2 separate regions of the Homo sapiens genome follow, and region 1 is linked to region 2. Evidence: chromatin loops called from intact Hi-C (ENCODE). Cell type or tissue: CD4-positive, alpha-beta T cell. All regions are shown on one strand. Links, peaks and the distances in the headings refer to the core of each region. The heading gives the core; the rest is flanking DNA.

Region 1 (15,817 bases), core at 2,467-10,466, 240 kb before region 2:
AGAGAATTGCTTGAAGCTGGGAGGCGGAGGTTGCTGTGAGCTGAGATGGCACCACTGCACTCCAAACTGGGCGACAGAGCAAGACTCCATCTCAAAAAAAAGGGATACTTTTCTTCTGCTTAAAATACTCCTTAGTTTAGACATTCATGATTAAATGGTGGGAACAGTCTATTTTCCTGGGCCTCTTGGAGAGAGAAGAGTTGATTTATGTGCAATCCATCAAACACCAATATCGGCACAAATTATGGGGGCTTCAGCTTAGGATGCTGGACATCCCAGCTCTCATTTCCCAAAGGAAATAAAAAGTTTTATTATATAGAGAGGTACCTCTGGTTTACTACAATTTGGAAATCGTAAGAGCAGTTTTTAGAATCACAGGCCCTTGTGTATTTTAATAAGATTAAATAAGCCAATTTCTCCCCAGTAGCCACAAATCTTCATGGTTTGTTACAAGTAGAGATGCATTTGGAAATCCAAAAGAGTGGAGTTATCAATTTCAACAGAAGCACTTGAAACCCTTTGTTTTTTCAATTTGAGCTCAATTTGGGCCCACTGGACTTGCTGGTCTATGACGGGGGTGGTGAGAGGGGTGAGAAATGGAAGTACTGCAAAGGTTTTCTTTGGAATCTGAAGGAAAAATTCACCAAGGAAGTTGACATCAGCTCAACTTTGGTTTGGCTTCCACTATGTTGAGTGGAGCAGAAGAGACCAGATGGCCACGTTAGACCCCTAGGAAGCCTTCTGCTGGTGATGGCTGTTGAGTGATCTAGTGTGCAGTGGAAACATTTGTCAAAACAAATGGGATTCAATTCTGCCCAACCTGACTCCAATTAAAAAAAAAAGCTTCATAAAGGAGGTTTCTAAAGTGGAAAGAGTTAAACGTGAATGACAATGAGCTCTTCCCTGTCCAAAGACCAAAATAAAGCAGGTCAAACGGGAGAACTTGCCGCAATAGATTATGAAGGAAAAAGCTCAGCCCCAAAGATCTAAAATAATTTTACAAGAACACATACCGTTTGTACCCAACAAAACCAAAGTAATGGTAGTTTTCTTTCAAATCTGTAGCTTTGCGATGTGTATAATTTGGATTCCTAGTGCAGTTTGCCCTCAGTATGATACTGTCTTTTGATTACAATTAGAGGTAATGAACAAGAATTAATTTTGGAGCAGGAGAAGACTTTAAAATTCATCTGAATAACATATAGGATATGTTATTTATCCTATATGTTATTTATCAGGATAACATATAGATCTATTGTCTAATAACTGGTTATGGCTGAGTGCAATGCTATAATTGACTAGTGATGTCTTGTCATGGGCAGTGGAATGGGTAGCAACAATACCAGTGCCATCCACCACTAAATAATTTACAGGTAGGAAAACTTAGGTCCAAAGAAGTTTACTGCTTTGCCTCTAGGATGTACTCATTAAAGCAGGGGCCTTACTTATTCACTATTCCATCCCCAGAATCTAGAACAGTGTGCAGTACTTGATAAAGACCCCATAAATATTTGATGAATGAATGAATATAGGTGTGGCCAAGTCAGGATTTGAACCTGTCTCCCTTCCTCCTAGTACTGTCCACAATTCTGTAATGTGCACCACACTGCGTAAGCCAAAGAATGACCTTTCTTCTTTCAAATCCTTTCCCCACATTCATTTCTTTAGCTTATTTTGCATGAAGAGCTTAGGTTAAACAAACAAACAAACAAAGACACCATTAAGACATAAACATAGAATGCCAGGAAAACAGTTGATGTTAGGAACCCTTTGCTGTTTTGCTTGTATTATTTCCTCAAATTTTAGAGCAAGAAGAGGCAACAGATATTATATGGTGCAAACCCCTCCATTTGGAGACAAGAAAAGTGTGAGTGTCTTATTGAAGATTTCATAGCTAGAAGAAGCTCTAATATGACTCAAACCTGGCCTCCCCACTGCAAACCAATGGGCTTTTCTTCTCACAAGTCCTCCCAGAGAGAACCTCGGCTGATATTCAGTGGGCATGACCTGTGCGGATATACTGGTTGCTAAAACACTGAAATATTTCTATTTTGGTTTGATAATTGATGTCACCTTGAACCTCCAAGGCCCCGCCACCCACCCTGGCCCCTCCTTCAAGTTAGAGCCTGGCCCAACAGCGGCCTCTGGAGCCGGCTTCAGCACTAAGGCTAGCACCCACTGGAGTTCACCGAGGCCCCCACCCCTCACTGGTTGTTAAATATGTTAAATCTCATCCCTGGGTCAGGTGGGGTTAAGGGACGATTATGTAGCCCATTCTCTGGTTCAGCTGAGTGATCAGAACCCTGACACAGATCCCTTGCTTGGGAAAAGGTAACACTTCCACGTAACAAAGGTAACACTTCTGTGTAACAAAACCCCACTCCAGATGTGCTTCGAACACACAGCAATGAAGCCACTGAGATCATCAGCCCACCTTCAGAGAAGCTGAAGATGGTCTCAATGCAAGGAATCACAATGACTACAAGTCTGTAAGCAAAATCTGCGGGGAAAGAAGCGAAGATTTCTCAACCTGGAGAAATAAAGCCAGAGCACAGGCAGCTCAATAATGCTTTCCAAACACAGGACATTCAAAAGCCAGTGGCCAATAAGGTGTTTAATTTTCTTTAAAGCCAAAGTCTGAGAATAAAAACTCGATTTTCTAGCAGATATGATTTAGGTCAGAACTTCCTCCAGAAAGGATACTAGGCAGTGAAGCAGGTTCCTAAGGAAGTCTGTGGAACATTCGATGGCAGGAATCTTAAGAATAAAACCAGTTCTACTCCTAGTAATTTATCCTCCAAACATGCTTATGAGTGTGCACAGAGATACATGTACAGGGATGTTCAGTGAAGCCTTGTGGTTAAAAGCAACAGCATGATCATCAGCAAAAGATAGGTTAAATAAATTACGGTCTGTCAGGCGATGCAACGCTAAGGAGCTGTTGAAAAGAATGAGGTCGGCAGCATGTCCTGGTACAGAAAAATCTACTGTATTGTTAATGAGCGCAGGTCTGTTTCTAGAATCCTCTCATTTGTGCAGGAAGAAAACGGGACACAACTTAACGCTTGTATGTGCAGAGAACATTTCTAGAAGGAAACACAAGAAACTGTTGCTAATGAATTTACTTCTGGGAAAAGGACCAGAAGATTCGAGGGGGAGGGGTGTGGAAACTTACTCGTTCCCCTAAACCTTTTCACGCTATTTAAATTTTTTTATTGTTACCGTGTACACGTATTACTTTTTCGTCTACGAAAGAAAAGAACAAAAGCTCTGAGCACTTCCGGGCAGGCATATAGAAGGAGCCAGCTACATCCCAAGGCCTCCCCACCCTCGGCCTCCAAGTCTGCCCAATCCGCTTCAAAGACACAAAGTCCAGTGGGTGAAGAAAACAGGATGATTCACATCGATAAAAATTCAACTTTAAAAAAAGTATTCTTTCTAATTTAGAACCTGGGTTAGGACTGTATTAGCATATTTCAGAGAGGCGGCATAGCAAAGTCAAAAGAATCAGGAAGTCTGGACTCCAGTTAAACAAACTCCCTGAGCCTCGGTTTTCCTCTTTGTTAAAGAAAGGTTGAGAATAATACTGTCTTTCCCATGGTACTATTATGAGGATTAAATGAGACAATGTGTGTGAAAAAAGTGTTTCGAAAAATCATAAAGGGGAATGTAGATGCTAGGCATTAATTAGTGTTATTACTGAAAAATTCAGACTACCATGATTAACTGGAAAAAAAGGAACTAGGTCTGTTTTTTTTAATGCCAAATATATAGTTTATAACTACTAAAAGTACTATCATGACATTGACTTGAATAGTCCTGCTGCATAAACCATTTTTTTTCACAAAGACAAGTCAAGGCTGGTTCCAACACTTGACTTAACTTTCAATCATTTTGTTGTAATGAAATTTTGTTATAAAAAATCATACTTCCAGTCCATTGGATCTGAAGATGAGAATGCATTTTTGAAACGAAAAGAGTGGAGAAGAAGAAAACTGCCATGTTGCCCCAGAGTTTCTTATTTAAGAGGGAAGATCAGAGAAGTGTTCATAAAGCTAAACATTAGGGCATTTAAGAACCTTCCAAGAGTGTTCCTAAACTGCTTATCCAGTCTTACTTCTTGAATTGCCCATGTCACACCTGAGATTATACCTTGGAAAATAAACCACAGCAAGTGTGCTGCTAGTCCACATTTCCACTCCATGGCAGACAGTAACTGATGGACATGGCACTCTTTCTCAGTAAGTGCAGACTCATCCTCAGAATCCTACTCAACACCATGCTCTAGGCAGCCACCCCCAAGCAACACAAGCTAGCCTGTGAGATGAAGCCCTTGTTGCCATCTTTCCCGTCAAGGAACAAAGGCTTATCACCATTTCCCAATCCGGAATTTTCTCCTTTGTGTGCCACAGCTTATGCCTTCCCCTCTGCCTGAAAGCTCAATGTCCTTCTTTCATTCCTTTTTTTTTTTTCCTTCTTCTTCTCTTTTTTTGAGACAGAGTCTTGCTCTGTCACCCAGGCTGGAGTGCAGTGGCACCATTTTGGCTCACTGCAGCCTCCATCTCCTGAATTCAAGCAATTCTCCCACCTCAGCCCCCCAAGTAGCTGGGACCACAGATGCATGCCACCATGCCTGGCTAATTTTCTGTATTTTTAGTAGAGATGGGCTTTCACCATGTTGGCTAGGCTGGTCTCTAACTCCTGGCCTCAAGTGATCTGCCTGCCTCAGCCTCCCAAAGTGCTGGGATCACAGGCGTGAGCCACTGCACCCAGCCCCTCCTTTTTGATCCATGAAAACTCTACACATCCTTCAAGTCTCTGTCAAAATGTCACCTCCTCTGAAGAAGCCACACAAAGTGCTTAACACACACAGATTGCTCAGGAACTTTTTTTCAGTGAATGAATGACTTAAAATAAATAAATAGCTTCATGACATCACCTGGTAGTTTAGCCTAATGAATAAGTGTGGGGTTTGGGAACCAAACTATCCAGGTTCAAACTCCAGCATCTTCATTAATAGCTGTGCAAACTTAGACAAACTACTCTATCTCTCTGAGTCAGTTTTCTGTTTTCTCCTTGGTGGAATATTGGGCATATTAAATTAAATAACAGCGGGCCAGGCGCTGTAGTTCACCCAGCACTTTGTAATCCCTGCACTTTGGGGGCCGATGCAGGCAGATCACTTGAGGACAGGAGTTTGAGACCAGCCTGGCCAACATAGCGAAACACCATCTCTACTGAAAATACAAAAATTAGCTGGGTGTGGTGGCACGTGTCTGTAACACCAGCTACTCGGGAGGCTGAGGCAGGAGAATCGCATGAACCTGGGAGGCGGAGGGTGCAGTGAGCTGAGATCGCGCCACTGCACTCCAGCCTGGGTGACAGAGCAAGACCCTGTCTCAAAAAAATTAGATAACCACGTAAACCACATAAAGCACTTTGACAGTGCCTGGCACATAGCAAATGTTCAGTAGCAGTAAGTGACTGTAACTATTGGTAGCCATGTTAAAGAGGGTGGCTTTGTCCTCATCTTTAAGCCTCCACACTCAGTAAAGAAATTGATACATAGTAGGTGCTCAGTCAATCTTTGTTTAATTGAATGAATCATGATACGTGTCATAGGAGCAGTACCAACACAGCATTCTGATGGCCAGCATTTATGAAGTTAATTTCTGGTTGTGGAAATTAAAAAAAAAAAAACTCAACAAAACTTCAGGGTGGGGGCTAGAAAAGTGTTAGAAATTTGAGCAGGCTGTTGAAATAGGGGCATGATTTTGCCAAGCAGACATGGAAAGTGGCAGTGGGGGGCGGTGTTGCTTCGTGGGCAGGGGGAGTCGGGGCGGAACAGGAGCTATTCTAAGGAAAAGAAACTGCTTTAGCAAAGACATAGGGGTGGGGAATCAAAGACTTAAACCACAAAGGGGAAGCTGAGCTTACCTGTGGCTGCAAAGGAGAATCCCTGAACAGGAGGAGCCTGCAGCCTTAACTAGCGCAGCCCTGGTGGGTTTGTCTGGGAAGCTGTGGAGTGTGTGCAGTGGCCCTAGGGAAGGAGCACTGCCACCTCCACCCCCACACCCTCCCTCATGTGGCAACACAGCCCTGCAAGGGTATCAGTGTGTGATGTTCACAAACTGTCCTTCCCTCTTGGTTAAGAGCATTCATTCAATCAACAAGTAGTCATGAGTGCAGGGGCCTATGATCAGCATCAGAACAAAGCAAACAAGTCCCCTGGCCTCATGGAGCTTGTGCTCCAGTGTGGGCCAGGAAATAGGCACATAGGCAACTAAAGATATTTACTGAAACTGTCCAGTGGTGATCAGGCCAGGAAGGAAAATGAAGGTGGACAATGACAGGCAGGGCGGTGGGGGTGGGCCTGCTGTCTTAGATAAGGAGATGGCATTGGAGCAGAGGGGTAGGTGAGGTAAGGAAGTGGCCATGTGGTGATCTGGGAGAAGAGCATCTTAGGTGGAGGGAGCAGTCACACAGATGTCCCAAAGTGAGAATGAACTTGGTATGCTCCAGGAGAAGCAAGCGGGCCCCTGTGGCTGGAAGCAGTGGGGAAGGGTGTGCGTGGTGGGACACAAGGCTGCAAGGGGACAGGGACAGATTCCCACAGAGTAAGGGGCATGGGTTGATCTTAACTGGGATCAGTGGATTATGGGAGGAACTGGGGGGCTTAATCAGGCAGTGATGCAATCACCTTGCACTGGCTGCTGGTGGGGGGTGAGGAGGGTACGACGGGCAAAACTGGGTGGCCACTTGCAGGCAGTGCCAGGAGTCCAGACAGGAGGATGACGGCTTAGACCAGGATGACGGCACTCCACGTGGTGAGAAATGCAAGAAGGGACTGAATATGTGACACATACAGCCAGCACTAGGTGACTCTCAAAATAGAGTATGACAGGAAGAGAAGTCCAGGTGGGTCCCCAGGTCTGGGGCCCAAGTCACTGGCCTGCATGGCTGATTCCTTTCTTTCTGTGACTCCAGCGTGAGTCAGGCACACATGTGATTTGGGAGGGACAACAGAAACGCCCAGTCCCCTCCCTCAAGGAAATAAGCCACATTAGGTAGATCCACAGTCTGCCTATGGCTACATATGCCCCCCACACCCAGAATGCAGCAGTAACACGTGCACCGGGGGCATGTGGCCGAGTCGTGGCACACACGTGTTCCCAATGGCTACCGACTTCTCATCTGGGTTAGGTTTTCCCTGCAGGGCTGGGTAAACGTCTGCTGCGTCTCCACCAAAAATCAGCCTCATGGCCTGGCCGGGTCTGGCCTGGCAAAGGAGATAAGCTGCTGAGAGCCGTGTCTGGACACACGTGGCCCTCGCCTCGGGAGCCTTGGCAAAGCCAGCGATGGAGGCCCTCCAAGCACACTTCCAGAACGCCCGGGCACAGGGACTTTGACTCTTTTTATACATGAAAAGGAAAATGAAAGCAAGTCAGGGAGTACTTCAGTTCAGAGGCAGGGCCATCGTAGGACACCAGGCACTTGACACAGAAAACCTTCCCTGAAACCCCACATCAGTGCTGGCTGAGACAGGGACCATACATGACAGGCCCCCTGTGGCTCAGCTCGGAGCCTCACTAATGCCATCTTGTTCTGACTTGATTCTTGTTCATCAAGAAGCCCCTGCTAAGAACAAACCAGAGGCTTGGCCCCCTTCTATCCCCACAGCCCAGATCCAGAACAAAGGTCATGGATGTTTTCCATGGGACTGCTGCAGACCCTCTTGTGATCTGTCTTTTGGAGAAGGAAGAATGTGTGCCCCTTTTTCGGTAAACAAATCACAGCCTTGTAATCAGAGCTTATTTTGAGGGTGCATGGAGCTCCCCACCATTTTCAGTGACTTTAACTCTTGGGAAAGGGTTTTCTCTGCGTTATGGTTTAATTCTCACTCCTAAGGTAATGCTCTGAAGCAGGTGAGGAGAAAAATCCCACTGTGCTGTTCCTAAGCCTTGTGAATATGAGAAGAAACAACAAAAGAAGGAAAAGACGTTTCACATTTTAAGGGCATATTCAGGTGCCCTAAGAACTGAGCCAGTTCGTTAAATGATTTCATTTGGAAACTTCCAGCTTGCAATTCAGTCATTCTTCAATCAGAAATACATGATTTGTCAAATATGAAATGGAATCATTAATCCCTGACAAAGTCGGAGGTACAGCAAATTGTGGCTGTGTGTGCCCCACGCTATCTTCCCCTTAACAAATTAGGTGGCCCTGTGGAAGGTATTCCAGACAGATGCCTGCATGGGGCTCTGCCTGGAAGAGGGAGGCACACTGATCATCAAAATGATTGACTTGACTGCTTTCAGACATTTAACTACCCATCCCACCCTCCCCACTATGTGCACACACACAGAAAGGGAATTTACTTTCATCTTCTAGACATCTTTTCATTTAAAGCACTGCACAAATGCAGAATAAACCAGACAGACAGGGTTATTAAAATGTAGGTTAAAATTGTATAGATCTACACAAACACAGGACCCCCTGTAAAAAGTGGTAAAATCTGAGTAAGGTCTGGAGTCCAGTTAACAGTATTAGATCAGCATTACTTCCCCAATTTTGATTTTGCACTGTAGTTATGGAAAATGAGGAAGCGGGGGTGAGGATACACAGGGACCCTGTACCCTTTGCAACTTTCTGTGAATCTATACTTATTTCAAAATAGTTTTAATTCAGCACTTTGGAAGGCCAAGGTGGGAGGACTGCTTGAGCCTAGGAGTTCAAGACCAGCCTGGGCAACATAGGAAGACCCCATCTCTACAAAAAAATAAAAAAATAAACTGGGTGTGGTGGTACATGCCCATGGTCCCCGCTACTCAGGAGGCTGAGGTGGGAGGATTGTTTGAGCCCAGGATGTTGAGGCTATAGTGAGTTATGATCGTGCCACTGCACTCCAGCTTGGGTAACAGAGTGAAACCCTGTCTCAAAACAAGAAAAAGTTTTGAAAAATATCAAATGTGCCAGTTCTAGGGTAAGTGGCTTCTGACCAACTATCATGTATGGTGACACAGGTCCTTTCAGTTTTCATTATATGCAGAGCTGTTTTGGGACAGTACCAAGAAATCGCCACAGTCATTATTTCCCCCAAAGATAGCCCAACAGAAATCACATCCCAGAGATGACAAGAAATTGATCACTAAAGGAAAAACTTAGAGTGCATGTCCTTAAGTCACCTTGTCCCAAACCCATCCTGTTGATGAAATGTCAGGCACTTCCTGTGGAAGGGTCTGTTGCCACAAATCCATGGATGTCCTCTGCCTGCCAAGCCTGGCTGGGGGTCGGGACACGGGAACCATAGCAATCCTAAGTCCAACCAGCTCTGTCCCTGGCCCACAGGTTCTCAAGTTTTAGGGTGCATTAGAGTCGTGAGGAAGGTGTTTAAAATGCCGATTCCAAGCCTTCCCCCACCCCCGCAGATCCTGACTAAGTAGATGAAGGACTGGGCCTAGGAATTTGCATTTGCAACAAGCATTTGTGATTCTGTCACAGGTGGTCCTAGGGCCACAGTTGAGGAAACAACTGGGCGCATGTGTGGGGAGGGCTCCCCACTGAGGGGGCAGAAGAAGAGCTGGCAGGCACTCGGCATCCACAGAGCAAGGCGCTCCTTGCACCAATGGAGAGAACTTCAGAGTGCCGCCTCTCAGCACATGCCTGAGATCTCCAGCCCCACGGCTTAAGGGAGGCTGCAGAAGGGCCTTGGAGCCTCCGGGATTGGTCCTGCTGAGGCTGTGACCATGTGGCATTTAGGATAAAATGCAGAGTGTGGACTCTATCATCATCACAGCTTCTCACTGAGTGCTGATGATGTGCTGAGCAATCACATCTCATTTAGTCCTCACAGCACTGCTCTGAAGGAACTGCTTGTTATCCCCATTTTACAGATAGGAAAACTGAGGCTCAGAGACTTCCAAGGTTACAGAGATAGAAAGTGGCAGGACAGGAATCAGGCCCAGCCAGAGGTTACCATTCTGTGGTACAACCTCCCTTTCTGTTGGAAGGGTTCCTTTAGGTTCTCATCTCCTCCAGGATAAAACACTCTGCTTAAAAATAATAGAGGCCCCGGCATGGTGGCTCACACCTGTAATCCCAGCATTTTGGGAGGCTAAGGCAGGCAGATCGCCTGAGGTCAGGAGTTTGAGACCAGCCTGGCCAACATGGTGAAACCCCATCTCTACTAAAAATACAAAAATTAGCCTGGCATGGTGGTGGGTGCCTGTAATCCCAGCTACTCGGGAGGCTGAGGCAGGAGAATTGCTTGAACCTGGGAGGCGGAGGTTGCAGTGAGCCGAGTGAGATCTCGCCACTGCACTCCAGCCTGGGCAACAGAACAAGACTCCATCTCAAAAAAAAAAAAAAAAAAAAAAGAGGAAACTTTAGCAGGCTTGTTGGAAGGTGAGTGGGAAGATTTTCCCAATCCTTGTTTCGGTGGCATGAATACTCCTTTCCAGCTTAAAGCAGATCTAACCCTCTCAAAGTCCACCTTCCTCAGCTCCTCTGTTCTGTTCTTTCATCTTTGGTCCTGCTCTCTCCTAATCTTTCTCCTCTCTTCCCCTTTTAATTTTTCTCCTTTTGTCTTCAAACTCCAAAGTTACAGACTCATTGTGTCCCTCCATCTTCCCTGTATCCCCCTTCGCTAATAGAAGAATTTTCTCTTGCCATTCGATCATGATACAGGCTATCTGAAAAAATGAGAATTAGGTTCCTAGCAAGATAGATGACCTACCATTTTCCAGAGGACACTGTGGAATCCTGTTTGCCCGAAGGTTCCAAATATAACCCATGTTCCACTCAAGGCACACTTGATGATCTTTGAAAGGGCGTTCAAAAGGCGGGATGGTCTGCAGGAGGGTATAATTCTTTGCTACAGCATGGAGCAAGTTTTCCTCCCATTTAACATTCCAGTCTCTGCCACTGTATTTGTGAGTAATCCAGGCGCGTACTATCACTGCAGATACAGAGATGGAATGTCTGATGAAATAATCATCTCTGTAAACCATAATGCTTGGAAATTTCACATGTACTATTTGTGTCCTGCTGGTGTGAAGATGTTTCTCATTCTTCCACCTTTTTTTGTACACGGGAATGCTACTTCTGAACTCAGATGAAACAACTGCTTCCAAATTGACAACACAAGGCTGAGAGCATAAATACTCAACCGAGACTTCAGAAACGTTGCGAACGTTTCCTTCAAAGACAGTAAAATAAATAAAGTCTTTGTAAGCCACGCTCTGCTCAGCTTTGGGTATCACTGATGTCGTCAGGGAAGTCTGCCTACCCAAAGATGGTACAACATTCTGAAAAAAAGAAAAAGAAAGTAAGAAATACAGAAAGTTTAAAAATCCTCATCATAACAGATACTTGAATCATTATTTTCCTGGGATAAAAAAATATCAATCTACATAAAGCAATGAATGAATGCGGGAGATAAAAGATGTCAAAACCACTACTGAAGAATTGGGGAAAAACCAACACACAAATACAAAGGAAGATGAGGCCACATTAAACTCTCTCCCCAGACACAGTAACATCTGCTGATCAGAATGTGACTGTCACATCTACATGGCAATAATTCCAGAGTTGGTTTTCAAAGGCAGAAGTTGGTTCACAACAAATCCAGTAGCAAGGGAACCTGCCTTAGAATAAAACAGAGACAATGCAGCTTCAGACATTTTCAAACCATTGTCCTGACTTTAAATGGTGGGTCAGACACTACCAAATCAAAGGGTGGCAGAAAAGTGAAAAGTGCACCCTCGAGGGAACATAACAGGGATGCCAACCTGGCCCCTTTTTCTCCCATAAGTTTGAAGCCAGGGCAAGCCTGCATGATATATGGACAGGCAAGAGGCTTCTATTGCTCCTGGTCACACACAAGTAAGCTCAGACGATGGGCTGTGTTGTCTGATTCTTTCACCACAGACAATGCTACATGCACCAAGAAGGATTTTAGCTGAATGTTTATTTATCTGGTCATGAAATCAATGCAAGGTTTTGAGCATGAGGTGCTGATATGTGAGTGCTAAGAGCTCTCCTAAATATGACTTTGTGATTCAAGTATCCAAAACACAATAGAAAAAGGTCACTTTGGACCACTGCATATCCATTAGGGTGGCTATTATTAAACACACACAACGCATACACACAGAGAGAAAATAACAAGTGTTGGTGAAGATGTGGAGAAACTGGAACCCTTATGCACTCTTAATGAGAATGTAAAATGGTGTGGCTACTATGGAAAATAGTATAGCAGTTCCTCAAATAAATTAGACACAGAATTATCATATGATCAGACTGGGCGTGGTGGCTCATGCCTTCAATCCCATAACTTTGGGAGGCCCAGGTGGGTGGATCACTTGAGGTCAGGAGTTCAAGACCAGCCTGGTCAACATGGTGAAACCCTGTCTTTACTAATAATACAAAAATCAGTTGGGCAAGGTGGTGCACACCTGTAATTCCAGCTCCTTGGGAGGCTGAGGCAGGAGAATCACTTGAACCCGGGAGGTGGAGGTTGCAGTGAGCCAAGATCACACCACTGCACTCCACCCTGGGCAACAGAGTGAGACTCCATCTCAAAAAAGAATTATGGTATGATCAGACCCAGCAATTCCACTTCTGGATATACACCCCAAAAATTTAAAGCAAGGACTTGAAGAGATGTTTGTACACCCGTGTTCATAACAGCATTACTCACGCTAGCCAAAAGCAACCCCAAGGGTCCATCCATGGATGAATGGGTAGAAAAAATGTGGTATATACATGGGATGGAATATTATTCAGCCCATAAAAGGGAATGAAATTCTGATGTATGCTGTAAAATGGATGAACTTTGAGGAGATGAGGCTAAGGAAAACAAGCTAGACACAAGAGAACAGACATTATATCATCCGCCTACATGAAGCACCTAGAGTAGTCAAACTCACAGAGACAGAAGGGAGAAAAGAGGTTACCAGGGCCTAAGGGAAGAGGGGATTGAGGAGTTAGGATTTAATGGGTCCAGAGTTTCAGTTTGGGACGATGAAATAGTGAGACAGAAAGTGGTGCTGGTTGCAAAACAGTGGGAATGTCCTTAACACCACTGAACTGTACACTTAGAAATGATTAAAAAGGTACATTTTAATGCTTGCATATTTTTACCACAATTTAAAAGAAAAAAGTCACTTTGGTCTCCTCTGAGGAAAAAAATAAGGACTCCTTTTTTCAATTCTGACTTAGAGCTGCGGGAGAGGCAAAGATGGACAAGACATGAAATTTGGTATCAAGGAATCGTGTCTATAAATAATGGCAATACAGGCGAAACGTGGTCAGTGTTCCCATCAAACTGTAAACAAGCCCAAGGGTGCATAGCACTGAGAGAGAATAATTCTAACTGGAAGGTCTGGGATAGGCTTTATGGAAGAAACGGTATCTCAGTTGGGCTTTGAGGGACGAAAAGAAGTTCTTCACGTAGAGACACAAGGGAAAGGCACTGCAAGGGGTGTGAACAGCATAAGCCGGGCAAGAGGCAGGGGAATGCAGGTGTACTTGGGGAATAGCAAGCAGCTATGTGGACACGCAGGTATGAGGTTAAAAAGAAAAGTAGAGTTTGGCCCTGGAGAACATTGAGTCCCAGCCCAACGAATGTGAACTTTTATTCTACCGACAGCAAAGAATCAACAAAGGTTTCTGTACAAGGGGGTGGTGTCTCCCTTTTAAAGCAACTGATAGTCAATGTCAATTAGAAACAAGGCTAACAATTCATACAAAAATGAGCAAATGACATAGCTAATCAACAAGTAAATGCTCATTCATAGTAAGATAAATGCAAACTGAAACTGCACTGAGATACCATTTTTTCCCTACTAGATTTGCAAAGATCAAAAAGTCAGATAACACATCGTACTGACCAGAGTGTAGGAAGCATGCCCTCTTATGTATTGTTGGTGGCAGTAATCTCTAATCTTTATGAGGCCAATCAAGTAATATCTACTAAAATTATAAATGCACTCACCCTCTGGACCAATAATTTCACTACTAGGAGTTTAACCTACTAATACACTGAAAGTTGTGCAAAATGATGTTTGTGTAGATTTTCACACCAGTACAGTTTGCAATTGCAGGAGATAGGGAAGCCTAAACTCATCAAGAGGGAGCTGGTTAAATAAAAATAGTACATCCACTCATGGAGTACCATACAGCTATTAAAAGGAGGAAGCTCTTCACGTACAGAAAATGGAATGATCGCAAAGGGTTTTCTGTCTGGTTTTTTTGTTTGTTTTTGAATTTTCAGGGTTTTCTTTTTTTTGTTTGTTTGTTTTTTTTTTTGAGTTGGAGTCTCACTCTGTCATCCAGGCTGGAGTGCAGTGACGCAATCTCGGCTCACTGCAACCTCTGCCGCCCAGGTTCAAGTGATTCTCCTGCCTCAGCCTCCCGAGTAGCTGGGATTACAGGCACCTGCCACCACACCCGGCTGATTTTTGTATTTTTAGTAGAGATGGGGTTTCACGATGTTGGCCAGGCTGGTCTCGAACTCCTGACCTCAAGTAATCCACCCACTTCAGCCTCCCAAAGTGCTGGGATTACAGGCGTGAGCCACTGTGCCCAGCCCAGGTTTTGAAATTTCAGGTTTGTTGGAATATAATTCACACCACACAATTCACACACTGAAAGTGTAAATTGCAACGTTTTCTAGTAGATTTACAGAGTTAGTCAACAATCAATCATTACAACAATCAATTTTCAAACATTTCATTGCCCCAAAATGAAACCCAGTACCCACTGGCAGTCACTTCCCATTTTTTTGCTTGCTTTTAAAAAACAGACTCAGAAATACCATTTGGATTAAATACACACTCACACCACACACACACATATATATGTACATGTGTATAGTCACTTGAATACACATATCACTGGTTGCTTACACGGATAAGAATGAGGTGACCAGGAGACAGAATAAGAGAGAAAGATGCACTGTATATCCTTCCCTAACTTTTGAATTGTGTACTACACAATTTTTTTTTAAGTAGGTGAGGAGAAAGCAACTGTCCTAAAAGGTCAAAGTGGGCCGGGCATGGTGGATCACGCCTGTAATCCCAGCACTTTGGGAGGCTGAGGTGGGCGGTTCACGAAGTCAAGAGATCGAGACCATCCTGGCCAGCATGGTGAAACCCCGTCTCTTCTAAAAATACAAATATTAACCGGGCGTGGTGGCACATGTCTGTAGTCCCAGCTACTGGGGAGACTGAGGCAGGAGAATTGCTTGAACCCGGGAGGCAGAGGTTGCAGTGAGCCGATATCGTGCCACTGCATTCCAGCCTGGCGACAGAGTGAGACTCTGTCTCAAAAAAAAAAAAAAAAAAAAGGTCACAGTGGAAACTATGTCTTCTGCAAATGGCAGAGGGAATAGGAGAAGAGCTGGTGATTCCTTTTGACCAGTCATGGGCAACCTGTGGGAAGAGATATATAAAGAAGGGGGTACAATGCAAACTGTCCATGCCACCCCCCCCAGGAGAGGTTTAATTGTTTTATGTTCTCGTTTATGCTGCCAGATTACAGGGAGGAAACACATATAAAAATCATCTCATAATTAGAAGCAGAGAATGTTACAGTGGATGAGTCTGGTGACAAGCCAGTCTACTCTCTTATTCTGCAGACGAGGAAATGACAATCAAGAGGTGACATTCTCCAACACCACCCAGCTGGTGGGTGAGCAAAGGCAAGCCCAGAAACCTGGCTCCTTTTCTAGCCACCCACCCACTCCCACCTTCCCCACGCCATAGCAAATGATATCAATGGTGACTAATGGTCACCATTCCATGGCCTCCTGGAA
Region 2 (15,817 bases), core at 2,592-10,591:
AATAATTACTAGCATTGCTGGCCCCATCCATCCACATTAGATCCAGAGCGGAGAATGAAGTTGAACCTTAGAATCCTTCCCATTGTCATGCAAACAAATCTGTTAGATGAGATCTTAGAAGCATTGAGCAGCCCCCAAACCATAGAACTGCCAACCTTAGAGGTGGAAAATTGTAGAAGAGGAAACTGCAGCTGAAGGTGGTGAAATGACTCGCCTAAGGTCACAGAGAAACCACACCACCCTTCACCACTTGTGACTTGAATGGAAATAGTCTTTTTCTGACCAAAAAAAAAAAAAAGAGTGAGTACACTGTGTGTCAGCAAATGTTATGCCACATGCAGCTAGATCATTGCCCAACAAAGGAAATGTGGATTCACAGAACTAGCTTCCTACTTTGAACACTATTTTTCCTGTAATCGGGTAAGGCTGGGGGCAAATTCTGGTCAAACCCTACAAAGATAAAGGGAAGCTCCATGTTTATAGATGCATGAACTGTAGGCCTAGTGAAGACTTCTCAATCATTTATCAATCCAGTATTGATTGGGGCATGCCCAACATGGGGCAGGTGTTTTGGAAAATATAGAAAAAGCGTAAGACATAGCCTTTTCCCTTAAGAAAAATTTAAACAATGTAGATGATTCTTAGAGATCAAGTGCAAAGATTAGATATTGATGATGATCCCAAAAGGCATTCAAAGATGGGAGAAATCGCAGGGTTTTTCACAAGTCAAGGATGGCTTGACCGACCTGAGATCTGTAAGGGACCTTGAAATCTGGATTGTGTAGAAGGATAGATGTAGGGGAGAGAAAACCTGGGGATATCTAAGCAGGAACAAAATTTCTGAGGTTGGAATTAATATGGCCCCAGAAAGTCTGGTCAAGACACCTAAGTGGCCTAGAAGTTGGTTTTAAGGGCACAGTGAAAAACAACACTGAACCCCGAGGGAAAGCCATAACAAGTGACTCACCAAATCATTTGGCCAAAGCAACACCAAACAAAGCTCAAGAGTCAGACCCATTTCCTTGAAGACTCGTCTCTCTGGTATGCTAAGAAAAATTAAATTTGCAATTTTCGGATGTACATATGCCAGAATTATCAAAATGTCGTGGATTCTCCTTCATATCATGACTAATATCCTCACCTCTGTACAAAATAGAAAGTTGGCCTGAGCTGTAAGAGGAAGGATTGCCCCTTTCTACCACCGCTCCCCAAGAGGAAATTGACTAAATAGTTTTGGAAGCCATTTCTAGACCCACAAGACCCTAATTCAAGAAAATAAGGTGTTGCCAAAGGTATTAAATATCCAAGAAACTATCCGAATACCTTTCTATGCTTTTGAACATTCCTTCTCTCTGACCTTAAACATGCGCTTAAATATATCAACTCCTTTCATCTGAAGGTGTGCCCGCACATGGCCTTTCTAATATTACCTCCAATTTGGGGGGGCAGAGGATAAACGGACAAGCTGAGGAATTATAGAGCCACCTAAATGGGAGGCTACTTCAAGGTTAAAACATGGCATGCCCAAACGCTTGCTGTACACAAAGGCTATTTATAATAGTTCTGATTTTAAACTTGGATTTATAATGAAGTTCAAGGCAGAAAGAGCAAAATTCCATACTGAAGAAAAATTACAGCTGGAAAAATCATTTGAAAAAAAAAAAGAAAAAAAAAAAAAACAAGAAAGCCTTCCAAGTGGTTACTCAATTTGGGAATTTAGAGAAGATGGCAGTTTGTGTCCAAGAAGAAACTACTTTTGGGGAAATGGAAGAGTGGAAAGTCTTGCCTTCAGTCTATTTTTGTAGCCCTGCCTCCAGCCATGCACATAACTGAGTCAAGGAAGGGCATTCCTCCCCACAGCTTCCAAAAAGGCGCATGTGAACAGAGGCACCTGGTCACACTATGGTGAGCCGAGTGCAAAAGCTTCAGGCAGCGAAGGGCAGTGGGAGGGGAGATATTAACTTGCCTCTGGCCTTTGGTGCCCAGCAAACCTGTGCCCTGCCTGCCTGTCCAGCCTGCCTGTGCCTCTCCAATCTGTGTTCCAGCATCTAGCTCCAGGTCACTCAGGAGTTGCGTGTGTTAGAGGGGGTGGGACAAGGTGATGTGATGGATAGAAACTCTCTTCCTCTTCCTCTCTTACTTTGTCTTAAGTGGGAAGGAGTTTTGGGCTTGCGGGGAATCGTTGCTCAGCATGCTTGCTTGTGCTCTGTAGGTTAAAGCGTTTAACTATAGGGTGGCAGGTGGTATCTATCTATGTACCCACTTCTTACCTCTCTCTAGCAGATGAGCCTCCAGAGCACAGCACTCATTTACTCTGAGCAAAGACTCAACTCCAGAATCCTTCCCAATCCAGCAGTCCAGGCTGTCATTACTAATCAGAATGGGCAAGTGGTTTGCAACTCATTTGCCAAGGTAGAGAAAAGAAGAGCAGGAAGAAAGAGGAAAGTAACATTTTCTGAGCACCAATCATATGCCAAATAGTGGCATGTCAAGCGGGTGGGGAAGTCAGCCTCGATGGGGAGGGGACAGGTTATCACTGGCATTGCATAGTGAATATAAAATGACTTCGATCATCTTTACACTGGGCTCAATACTCCATGGACAATGCACCCTCATTGCCACTCCCACTGTCCCCTCCGCCTTCCTGACTGCACCACCAGGACCAAGAACAGCTGGTGGCCCTTTCACAGGGCTTGCCTTTCCCAACAGCCTGGTGGTGTGGCAAGGACTTGGAACCATCCCTCTTATACTGTTAAATCCCCTGTTGAGGTCAGACTGTGCCTCAGTTTCCTCACTTGTAAAGTGAAGATAACAAAGCTGTACCTTTCCTAGAGGGCTGTAGTGAGGGCTAGTGCTTCTGCAATTGTGAGAGGGCACAAAACCTGGCATATAGGAAGAACTGTTAAATGTCAATTTTCCCTTAAGTTACCAGCTGAACTGGGCTGCCCCTACCTGAGTTTTAAGATCATTACAATAATAATAATAACCAATTGTAATATACCACATAGGATTGTCTGGTTTAGAAAAACAGACAGGATACTCAGTCAAATTTGAATTTCAGATAAGAAATGAGTAATTTTTAGTATGAGTATTTCCCAAACATTGCATGGAACATAGTTATACTAAAAATTTATTTATTTTTAATCTGAAATTCAAGTTTAACTGAGTGTCCTATATTTTATCTGGCAACACTAACATCAAATCTTAAGGTGTGTGGAATAAACAAAGGCATAACTCTTTGGAAATAAAAATGTCACACTGAAAGAAATGTTTCTCCAAATTGATTTTCAAACTTTTTCCAGCCACATTCCACAGCAAGAAATACATTTTGCATCACAGTGCAATACACACAAATGTGTATTAACTGAAATCAACATTTTACAAAACCTTTTTTGTGTACAGTATATTCTGATATTTTGTCTCCTTCATTCTACTTTATCTTATTTCTTTTTAAAAAAATTCTTTGTCCAGTATCACTTAACTGATTTCATGACCCCCTTAATTGAGGGGTCAACAAATTATGGCCCAGGGCTAAATCTAACTAACCACCTCTTTTTGTAAGGCTTGTAAGCTAAAAATGTTTTTTACATTTTTGGCCAGGCGCGGTGGCTCACACTTGCAATCCCAGCACTTTGGGAGGCGAAGGTGGGCAGATTGCATTAAAACCAGGAGTTTGAGACCAGCCTGGCCAACATGGCGAAACCTTGTCTCTAGTAAAAAGAGAAAAATTAGCTGGGCATGGTGGCACATGCCTATAGTCCCAGCTACTCTGCAGGCTGAGGCAGGAGTTGCTTGAACCTAGGAGGCAGAGGTTGCAGTGAATTGAGATCACACCACTGCACTCCATACAACTTTTTGAGACTCTGTCTCAAAAAATAAAATAAAAAAGATAAGATAAAAGTTAAAAAGATAAGATTAAAAATTTTCTACATTTTTAAGTGGTTGGAAGAAATCAAAAGGAGAATGATATCTCATGACTGGTGAAAATTATATGAAATTCACATTTTAGTATTCATAAATAGTTTAATTACAGGACAGACACGCTCACTTGTTTACCCATTGTCTTTGATCATTTTCGCACTACAGTGGCAGAGTTGAGCAGTTGCGAGTTGAGAGTTGCGTGTTGAGTACAGCCCACAAAACCTAAAATATTTACAATTTGTGCCCTTACTGAAAAAAAATTGCCTACCCCTACCCTAAAGGGTTGCAATTTGCAGTTTGAAACGCTCTGTTCTAAATGGTTTTGCCCCAAAAGGATTCATTTCTATTCATGTGAGTGAGCAGTTTTTTTAACAATGTCAAGTTAACCTTACTCTTCTTATTTCCTCATAGGATAAAGACAGAGGAACAAATACCAGACCAGCAAACTTACCTGAATCCAGCTGCCCTCAGAGTATGGCTGAGGCTTGGTCAAAGCCCAGAACTTAGCAAGGGTTAGAGGACATCATGGGACCATATTCCCAGTCACTCCAGGTATCCACTACTCACAGGGAAGGGAGGGATTATGAAGAACACAGAACAAATGTCAAGTTCTTGACTTTGAATCATTTAGGCTCTTGACTCTTATTACAGAGATTGGGTGGGTCCTCCATAGCCAAGGTTTGTGATAGAAAAGTGTGATCAAATCTAAAGGCTAAGCCCCACGTAAGCACGACATAAAAGTTTATACTACAAACAAGAGAATGGAAAGAGAGGAAAGGATGGTTGCTCTAGCTAGGGAAAGAGGAGAAGGGAAGAAGAAGATGCTGACATAGCCCTGAGGGGTCCTGCACTTTGCCTGCTCCCTCGTCTTGTGATTTTCTGAAGTGGGGTAGCGGGTGATAAATCATCAAGATAGGTTTAGTAATGCCAAGACCTGAGAATGTGTGCCCTGATCTACGGGAGACGCCTGGAGTTAGGGGAGAACAGCACAGATACATACCGAGATCATCAAGGGCCCTGAGGGCCAAATGCAGCATGCCACTTCCTTTTGTAAGTGAAGTTTTATTGGAACACAGCCATGCCCGTTCATTTATCTATTGCCTGTGGCAGCGTTTGTGCTACAGTAACAGAGTGGAGTACTCATCTAAAATACGTGCTGTCTGGCCCTTTACAGGGCATAGTTTGCCATCCCCTGCGTTGTATGCTGGCCATAGTGGAGAAGAGAGCGCAACAGAGCAAAGCAGTGGGGAGGCCCCAGGAAAGCCCCCGATCTGTCACAGCCAGGCCCATGTAAGAGAGCATCCTAAAGTTTCCCTTGCTCCTGCCTCCAAAATGGGCACAAAATGGCCAAAAGAGGGCCGCAGACCTGAGCAGAGCTTGAGGTTGGGACAAGAAGATACAGTGGAGATGGAGGGCTTTCTAACAATGGAGGACTTGGCAGCCTCCAAGTATGGCCCCTGGGTGCCACTACGCATAGGTGCTGATGGCCAAAGACCAGGTCTGCTTCAGGCTAAGGATGCCTGTGGACCATACCACCCCATCCCTCTCTCAGTCCCCCAGAACCCCGTTTTCTACACCTACACCATCCTATATTTCCAGGATCTTACCAGCAACCCCAAGAAGAAGGGAAGGGCATGAAATTTTGAATTGAGTGACTGAAACCGGCATGACTGCATAAACACTGAAGTGAGTGATTTTTACCAGGAAGACACTATATATTAAGTTTCCTGCCACTAGAAGAATGTAGACTTAAACTAGAAATTAGGTTATAGAAAAATGAAGAGGTTTACATTCTACATAGCCGATAGGAAGAACAGGAAACTGACTTTGTTGCTGCAGGAAATTGGAACTTCATTCACAGCAATTCTGAGACCACAGAAGTTGAAGTCCTTATGGTTCATGACTCAATGACTCCATACCTACTCATTTTTCTACCGACTTCTTTCTAGAATAAGACAGTTTAAAGCAGTCCAAATCTTCCGGAGATTTTTCCCATTCTACCTGCAACTCCATAAAAGGAATCCTGTACAAGTCTAAATTTTCACCAGTAGGTGGTGCTAACACAAACACTACACTGTACTTATCTGAGGATGAATTAGCCAGACACTAATTAAAGCTCTCTGCATTAGCACTTTTCTCTACAGCGCCTTCCCTCTGGTCTAATTGAACTTTGTTATTAAGCAGTCCCTGAGTGGTTTCACCTCAGGGCTAACACTCTCTCTCTGGAGTGGTATAATGGAAAGAATTCCAGCATTAGGAAACATGGGGTATGGATTTTGGCTGTCTTACTAATTAGATGAATTCGCCAAGTCACTTAATCTCTCTGAGTCTTAGGATCTTCATTTTTAAAATAAGTGAGTTGGGTTTGTGGGATGCTTGTTTTCCAGGTTTGAGAAACAATTCCACAACCGCTCTTCTCCCATCAAGCTAATACATTTTGAGGAAAAACTCAAGATTTCAAGAAATAGGCTCTCGGACACAATTCTGTGGGGGAGGTAAGAAGTCTGTGGCACAGACTTTCTGTCAGGCAATTTGGCAATGTATAGCGGCAGTCCTAAAAATGTATGTACCTCTTGACCACGAATTCCATATCTGGGAATTCATCTCAAATAAATAATTACAGGCATGTGCAGATATGGAGCCAAGAGAACACTCTATAATGCAGTGCATGTTGACTTTGTTGAGAGCTCAGTGTATCTTCGCTAACCAGTTTCTGAACTTCAGATAATCCTTAGAACTATATTATAATCCTTGTATAAGGCAACAAAGCAAACTATTGCTTAATCATACAATGAAAGGAAGAAGTAATGAACGTATTTTGTGTGCCACACACCAAGCCAGACACTTTTCTTAAGTTCTTTCTTTAAATATTCTTACAATAACCCTATGGCGAAAAGGTATTATTAATTCTATTTTATAGCTAGGGAGTCCAACACTCAGACCAGTTAACCTTCTTGATCAAAGTCACCCAGTGCTGATTACTGGGAGAAGAATTGCATCTTCTACTTTACAAAGATCAAGTTCTCTGAGGGCTTGGGGAAAGCTTTCCCTGTCATGGAAGTAAGAGGAGGGAAATTCAGTAGGTGAACTTTGATTCTGCCTCAGAATTGGATCTGGGCTCTTGGGCGTCTTTGAGGAAGAACTGCAATTTCAAAGCTTCTGCCAATTCTTTGTGCTGCTAAAAATGGAAACCCAAATTAGTCTGTGGGGGCCCCGCTTTCTGGTGGAGAAAACGTTCTTAATTGAGCTTTTATTTGTGCAAAAGGAAATTCCGTTCTGGGATGGGAAAGCCTAGACAAGGAAACACTCAAGCTCTGTGTCTACCAAAGTAAAAGAGTGAGGATTGTACCGATGTTAATGGATTTGGGGCTTCCACTGGTAGACAGAGGGAAGAGGCTGTGGGGGCACGGCATTCAGGGAAAGAGAAACACAGTCAATGCAAACCCCGGTGTGGAGGTAAAGACGGCATAGGAGCACACCTGGCAATGTGCTGGGAGCCTGAAGGTGAAGGAAGACCAGTAGGAATTGGGTGGGATGAGATTTGACCCAAGGACTTGGGGTATGGTTGGTCATGGCTGACACTGAGCTTCATTTTTCCCTCTCTGCACTGAAATTTTTTCAAGCTTTCAGTTGAGCCAGAAAGCCTCATGTTAGCATTGTCTTGGGGTGAAGGGAGGCACTGAATCCATTGGATCAGGGACACACATCCAGGTGGAGAAATGGTAAGTGAATGCCAAGACTGTGTCTACATTCCTTGGAAGAACCCTGGGCTTCCTGAAGCCTCCTGGTTTGGAAGCTGGAGTTCTTTTATTTGCATATATATATATTTTTTACAAAAAGGATGGTCTTGGAAGGTTGTCATAAACTCAGGGACACAGGAGTTCCGTCTCATTGTTATATTTCAGGGACTGAGACTTAAGATGTTCTGCAGGACAGCTGAAACCATGGAGAAGGGTGCTTTTTAACAGGGTTCACCTGTTCTGAGGACTCTGCGACCACAAGCACTTGGCCGCTGTCAGCAGGCTAGGTGATTACAGCATTAGATCATGCCTCTAATGGGAAAAAGGCTTCTCCTTTCTGGCTGACTAATCAGCTTGCCATTTTTATTGCATGATCAGTATCAAGAGCCAATGATTTCTGTCAGCTCCCCGGGTGCACACTAGCATGACAGAAAGAACAGCTATATTAGCAAAGAAAACAGGTGGAGAGATTAGCAAACTCACTTAAAAGGTCAAGACAGCTTGGTCCCTTATGGCACAGTGACAGGAAGGCTGAAGGGGCCCCTTTCTTAGAACAAGAATAGCTGCTAGTACGAAACTCCCATACTTCTAGTCATCTATCTAGTCATCTTGCTATTTTCCTTTTTCTTATTATTTTAAAGTCCAAAGTATTTCATGCTCATTGTCAATCTGTAGCAGTTCCCTAGGGCTGCCATGACAAATTACTACAAACTTGGTTTCTTAAAACAGCAGGAAATTATTCTCTCATGGCCCTGGAGGCCAAAAAGTCTGGAATCAAGGTGTGGGCTATGCTCCCTCTGGAGGCTTTATTGAAGAATCCCTCCTTACCTCTTCCAGCCTCTGGTGGCTCCAGGCAATCTTTGGCATTCCTTGGCTTGTGTCTGCGTCACTCCAATCTTTGCCTCCATCTTCGCACGGCCCCCTCTTCTCCCTAAGTGTCCCTTCTCTGCGTTTCTCACATAAGGACACTTGCTGTTGGACCTAGGGCCCACCTGGATCAGCCATGATGACCTCATTTTGAGATCCTTAACATAATTACATCTGCAAAGACTCACTTTCAAATAAGGTCACACCCACGGGTTCGAGGAAGACATGAATTTCGAGAGGTCAGTGTTCAACCCAGTTCTTGGGGATGTTCTTTTGTGTCAAAGTGCTTTCAAAGCTCTTGAAAATTCATGTTCAAATTCTCAAGTGCGAAGGGCTGATCTGTGAAGAGCAGTGCCAGTGTATCCATAGCTGCCTGAAGGTGGACGATGGGCAGTGCTGGGGCCAGGACACCTCCGGAATAGTGCTCCCTCCCCACTCAGCTCACATCAGCCACCAAGTGCTGTGTGTGGTCCCCTCTCCTCAGTGTCACACCATCATAACCTCTTCTCCAAAGCTCAGGCCACCAAATTCCTTACCTGAGGAAGAGCAACATCCTCTGGAAGGAATTTCTTCACCTCCTGTCTTGCTGGCCTCCAGTACATTCTCTAACCATCAGCCCACGTGATCTTTCTAGGTTAAAATTAAAATTTTGCAAAGCTTGCTTATTGCCTTTGGGCTGTGGTTCAAGCCTCTTGGCTGGGCACTCCAGGTCCTCTGAGACCAGCTCCTTGCTTCCCAAGGCAGTCTTAGCTCCCCACCACACCTCTGGCAGCCTAAGCCCCAGGCAGTCTTGCCACTGAAGAACGAAGCAAGTCCACAAACACCTCCTTGCCTTTACATCCTCTGCTCTTCCTGTCTGAAAATACTTTTTTCCTTATTCACCTGGTCTCTTGGGGTGAGTAGTGGCCCACAAAAAGATATGCCCTGTCCTAACTTCCAGAACCTGAGAATGTGACCTTATTTGGAGAAAGGGTTTTGCAGATGCAAGCAACTTAAAGATCCCAAGATGAGATCGTCCTGGATTACCTGAGTGGGCCCCCAATCCCATGACATGTGTCTTTATAAGAGAAAGGCAGAGGGAGATTTGACACAGAGCAGACAGTCCTGTGAAGACAGAGGCAGAGATTGGAGCAATGCAGTGCAACCTGAAACCAAGAATTGCCCAGAGGAATCACTGGAAGCCGGAAGAGGCAAGGAAGGATTCTCTCCTAGAGCCCGCAGAGGGAGCATGGACTTGCCAACACCTTAATTTTGGACTTCTGGCCTCCAGAACTATGAGAGAATAAAGTTTTGTTGTTTTAAGCCACCCAGTAGGTGATAATTTGTTAAGCAGCCCTAGGAAACTAAAAGGCATGGATAATCCCAGGATCCCATGGAAGGTTGTGCAGGTTGCTGACTTCTCAAGGGCACTACTTGAGAGGACGAGGAGAGACTAAATACAGCTCACACTGGGCCTGCCAACCTGCATGGCCTGCAGGAGACTGCTCCTGGCCAGAAGGGGTACCTCTCTCTTATTTACAGCTGGCCAGCGCCAGCTCTCATTCTTGGGTTTTCTTCAACTCTCTGCTCCTGGGTAGACCTTCCAGGAAGGCTTTCTTGAGCCACACTTCTCCCCAGGACTAGTCTGGACCCTTCTTCTGCTCCAGTAGATATATTTATCCTGCTGTAACACAATTGTCGGTTCACATTTCTATACCCTCCTCCATATCTCAGAAACAAGGGCTGCTCTTAGTCTCCTCTTTCCACTGTGCCTAGCACATCATAGGTGCTCAAAAGAGACCTGTTGAATGAATGAGCAGGAGCCAGCTATGGAGCCTCAGTGAGCCTGCGGCAGCAAGAGGCACAGTGAGCGGGAGCAGGGATGAGATGCCCGTCCCAAGGGGCTGCTGAATCAAGGCAATTTCATGCTCGTCACAATTTGCCTAAACTAGCCATCAAACAGAACCGGAAAAGTGGCTCGAATAGAGAGCACCACCAGGACGTTAACATTTTGCAGATGTGTTATCTGAGCTTGTGCCTTTATCTTTTCCCTAACTGAGGCATCGGTGCCTAAGGATATTTCCACTGGGGCCAAACACATGCTCACACATCCAATGGGACCCAACGTACTGCATTCCACGCAGATACACACATGAGCTCATGCAAGTCCCAGGGTGCTCATCTGGTCCAGATTTGAAGGAAACTATTTAGCTAGATGGAGAAAAACACATCATGTACAACTTAATACCAAACAGATTTTATGACATACTGAAACTGCTTTTGATAATCTACTAATATATCAGAAGAGCTAATCAACTAAAAAAGAACCAGCTAATGTCATATCTCTGAGGTCTGGACAATGTTTATGTGAGTTGCAGGGATGACAGAAAATACAAAAAGATGCAGGGAGCTTTAGGGAGAGTTATCCAAAGGCTCCCCCACCCCCTGCTGAGATGCAGTCCTGTTTATTGTAGCAAGAAATGTATTTTGCCAATTTATGAACATAGACAATTATTTTCTGGCTGAAAGTCAGAGTGGACTTTTCCAGAGATGCAGAAACACTATTGCTTGGCCACTAAGATCCCTCGTGGGAATGCTGCTAGGGAATGCTGCTAGCCATGGATGCTGCTAGGGAAATAATCGGTGCAGGACAGTTTCACTTGGGACTATCTCAACCCATTGGTGGTTTCCTCGTCAGTGTGGGGAGCCCCTTCATTAACTGGTCACTTGACCACGACGGCATTCCTAAGTGATTCCTAAGACTTCATGAAGTCTCTCGATAAATGTTTTAAATTAAAACCCACATCTGTGCTTGTCCTGGCACCATCTGGGGTTATAAGAGGCAGCACAACATACTGAGATAAGAATGACTTTGAAATTGCAGTTCAATTACTTGATGATGTGAGCTTTGACAAAACTGCTTAATTACTCTGGCCTCAGTTTCCTCATTGGAAAATGGAGAACAAAATGTTGACAGTCTCACTCTGTCATCGAGGATGGAGTACATCCTGGAGTACAGTGGTGTGATCTCAGCTCACTGCAACCTCTGCCTCCCAGGCTCAAATGATTCTCATGCCTCAGCCTCCTGAGTAGCTGGGATTACAGGCATGCACCACCACACCCAGCTAATTTTTCTGTATTTTTAGTAGAGATGGGGTTTTTGCCATGTTGGCCAGGCTGGTCTCGAACTCTTGGCCTCAAATGATCTGCCCGCCTCGGCCTCACAAAGTGCTGGGATTACAGGCATGAGCCACCGCGCCTGGCCTTGCTTAACTTTTCTCAGTGCAGGATATTCAAATGGGGCAAGTGCGAGCAAGGATTGTGGTACTGTGCCCAGAGACAGGGGATGTGGGATGGTGTTTGGAAATTTGTGGAAGTCTATCTGACTGTTGCAATACCTGGGGATAGGAAGGCAGGGGAGCCGAGCATTACTGGTCCTGAGAAGGAGCCAGAAAGCCTCAACTTATTATAATACCCTCACTGAGAAGCACTGCATTAAAGTAATCTCAGGCTGTTCCTGGCTGAATCTGTATGAAACCCTGTGATTCTATGTGATGAAGAGAAGGCGTATTACTTCTTGTGTTTGCTTTTGTTTTGATATAGGTTATCATTGTAGGGAAGTGTTTTAATCTTATTATATTGTATTTTTTAAATAACCAAATCATTTTGTTGGCATTGTATAAAGAGACATATTTTCTAAAGTACCAAGAAAAAGGAGCAGGCCATTTAGACTGATGGCATCCTTTCAGATGCTGCGCTCCCATGAGGAGCTCTAGGAGCCAGTCTTCTCCTTTTGGGCTCTCACAGGAGATCTTAGGAAGAGGTTCTCAGAATAGGGCTGTAGGAAAACGTCCCGACACCTGGCGCAGCCAGGCTGGTGGGGATTAGGGAGCAAACATGATTCACTTCATTTTATTTTTATACAGGAAACTAGAGACATAGCTAAGAAACAAACTCGCTATTTCTGGTTCTTGGCTAGTTGTGGCTCTTAGGGGACACTCCCTTCCTCTGAAGAGCTGTTTTTATGGCAAGGGACTCACATGCTTTTTCATTGCTACATTATCTTTGAATCATAGTTGGCAATTAGGCATTGAAATTTGACTATTTACCTTAGGGACTCCTCTGGGTATGTGAAGAATTCCCCTGTTTTGCTCAGGATGTGGGCAGATGAGGAAGTAGTAGCAACTGACTGATATTATATCTCCATTTGGCTGGTGCTGGGGAAGAACCTTTGAGTCAGCCAAGGAGACATTCCCCAGTGCAGAGATGGCAAATAGAAGTGTATCTTTGGATGTCATCTACTTCTTCAGCTGTCCCCAGGTCAGAGGGAATGGGGGTGGGTGGAGCAGGTGTGGGGGGTGGAAATCCCACCATTCAAATGTTCAAGACAATCTGTGACTTAAACAGAAAATTGTGGGACTTGGTGAAAAAATGGAAGGTTGCACTTTAGAGTTAAAAAGAAAAAAGAAGGAATTCAAGCCAACAACCATAGATAGTCCCAGGCTCACAATGGTTCACTTCTGATATTTTAATTTTGGTGGTGCCAAAATGATACATAATCAGTAGAAACTATACTTGGGAGTACTTATACAATATTGTTTTTCACTTTCAGTACACTGTTCAATAAATCGCCAAGCTTTCCCACACTTTATGATAAAATAGGCTTTGTGTTAGATGAGCTTGACCAACTATAGGCCATTGTAAGTGTTCTGAGCATGTTTAAGGCAGGCTAGGCTAAGCTATGAGCTTCAGTAGGTTAGGTGGATTAAATGCATTTTTAGTGTATGATATTTTCAGTTTATGATGGGTTTATCAGGAAGAAACCCCATAGTAAGTTGAGGAGCATCTGTATTTATCAAGCATTAGGTGCTGAATATAAAATCATCGTTAACATTAAGAATAGCTCATTTCCTATCCTCCTTCTAGATACCAGACACTGTTCATTTAAAATATATATATTAACTCATTTAATCTTCATAACACACCTTTAAGGTACTTACCTATTAGTATCAGGAGCATCTGTATTTATTAAGCACTAGGTACTGAATAAATCATCATCGTTAATAAGAATAACTTGTGTTTCCTATCCTCCTTCCAGGTACCAGATACTGCTTATTTAAAATAGATGTATTAACTCATTTAATCTTCATAACACACCTGTAAGGTACTTACCTGTTAGTATTATGCCTATGTTATGGATGCAGAAACAAGGCACCAAATGGCTATGTAGCCTTCCTGGAATTATCCAGATAGTAAACAGTAGAGATGAGATGTCAATGCAGACACTACGCCTCCAGATTATGGGCTTTATATCACTATAACATAGCTTCTCTTAGGATGTGATTTCTTTTCTCAAGGACGTTACAGGGAGCTGGCAGCCTGCAATTAACGAAAGCTTGGCTGCCGTGGTTGGCTGAGACTCAGCTATTTGTTACAAGAATATACTCTTAAGTTAGGTTGCAATAGGATTCAAAGTGTGGAGGACGCTTAAGGCCAAATTTAATTTAACAGGGACATGGTTATGGATTGGCAGAATAATTGGTGAAATGTTGCCCACAGTGACAGGAAAGATAGAAAGAACACCTATAAATGTGTGTATCTGGCTAAGAAGATTTCCAAGCAGAATGGCAGCTTTTTTTTTAAGTAGGGAGGAGTGAGATGAGCTTAAGAAAGAACTGATTGGTTTTCAAGCAGAATTTAGAGGCAATATTTCCAAGGCAAGGCTTGCTTGATGGGAATCTTTTTAAACAATTTTATATTCACAGATTATCTGGAAAACAAATGATTCCCAAAGTAAGAAATGACCAAAGGACAAAAATCAAATCCAAGAAAACATAGCTTCCAGGTAAAGAACAGATCAGGGCTATGGTTGTGAGAACCTTTGTTGAAATATCAGCAAGATTTAAAGTGATGCCTCATGGACCTCCCAATTAGACAAATAGCTAAAGGGATTTTCTAGACCCTCCTAATCAGACAGTAGCACTTCTGAGAATTATAAATGTTTTGCCTCACCACACACTGACTTGAGGGTTCTGTCTCAAAGAGACTTACAGATATTCTTTTGTCTTAGGTATGGATTATAATTTGATACACAGGAAGCCCACAACATTTTTTAAAGGAATTATATCGCTTTAACTCAAAGGGAAAGATAGTGGAAAATAAAAAGAGGTCCCAGGACCCTAGACTTCCTAATGAAAGAAGCAGGCTACAAACACAGGGCATTTCTTATAGGAGAGGAAGGGCAATTTAGAAGGAGAAGTCAAGATTCCAGAGGGAAGAGCTAACAGCCATGGAAAATCACTCACAAGGAGCAGAAACAAACGCTTTCTTTTCATTGTTTATTGATTTTATTTGAAACTATGTGCATCTTACATGTTTTAGGTTCTTGATAACATTGGAAGGGGACATAACGATGTTTGCTGACAAACAGCTTTCTGAAAAAAAGAGTTTATACGCTATTCCGCGTGGATCAAAGACTTCCAGATCTTTTCAAATTATTATTATACTTACTGCTTAAATTTTTAAAAATGTTTATCTCAATAGTTTTTGGGTGCAAATGGCTTTTGGTTACATGGATAAGTTTTTTAATGGTGATTCTGAGATTTTGGTGTGCCCTTCATCCAAGCAGTTTACACTGTACCTAATACATAGTCATTTGTCCCTCACCCCGCTCCCACCCTTCACCCGGAGTCCCCAAAGTTCTTTATATCATTCTTATGCCTTTGCGTCCTCACAACTTAGCTCCCACTTGTAAGTGAGAATTTGGTTTTCCATTCCTGAGTTACTTCACTTAGAACAATGGCCTCCAGCTCCATCCAAGTTGCTGCAAAATCCATTATTTCATCTCTTTTTATGGCTGAGTAGTGTTCCATGGTATATATACCACATTTTCTTTATCCACTTGTTGGCTGATGGGCATTTAGATTGGTTCAGTATTTTTGCAATTGTGAATTATACTGCTATAAACATGCATTTTCCTGTGTATTTTTCAAATAATGACTTCTTTTCCTTTGGGTAGATACCCAGTAGTGGGATTGCTGGATGGAATGGTAGTTCTACTTTTAGTTCTTTAAGGAATCTCCATACCGTTCAGAAATGAACTCTTAATTAGGGAATGTTCTCTACCCCTGGAATCAGAGAAAATGGCCATATGTGCCTAATTGAGTTTCAAAATTGCTAAGAACAGTAGGGCCATGTGTCTCCTGTTTTCATCTTTTTTTGAGCAGAAACATTGTTGCTTTATTCTCTTTTTTCCACAATTTTATGTTAGCTTCTGAGATCACTGGGACTTTTTTTTTTTTTTTTTTTTG

What was found. Peaks named below come from ENCODE experiments on the same cell type or tissue, not always from the same donor. Only the 100,000 strongest peaks of a DNase experiment are listed, where the experiment ranks them.
Region 1: it touches region 2 in a loop (2.4-fold over the local background); 3 of 110 quality-filtered maps call a loop at or near these places.

What each region holds. Positions count from the first base shown.
Region 1 is chr4:25,836,559-25,852,375 of GRCh38, forward strand. SEL1L3 (SEL1L family member 3) reads right to left here. Exons shown (of 24, transcript NM_015187.5): 2 at 10,736-11,306. Among named protein-coding and RNA genes, the nearest start is that of SEL1L3, 19 kb to the right of the region's middle. RefSeq lists an enhancer at 6,975-7,743 and a silencer at 9,349-9,643. In CD4-positive, alpha-beta T cell, for the core only: a CTCF peak has its summit at 5,771 (motif pointing right); a DNase peak (open chromatin) is centred at 5,833.
Region 2 is chr4:26,076,118-26,091,934 of GRCh38, forward strand. LINC02357 (long intergenic non-protein coding RNA 2357) reads left to right here. Exons shown (of 3, transcript XR_925506.3): 2 at 4,333-4,473. Among named protein-coding and RNA genes, the nearest start is that of LINC02357, 13 kb to the left of the region's middle. RefSeq lists enhancers at 5,083-5,262, 12,573-12,682. In CD4-positive, alpha-beta T cell, for the core only: CTCF peaks have their summits at 5,949 (motif pointing right) and 6,150; a DNase peak (open chromatin) is centred at 5,974.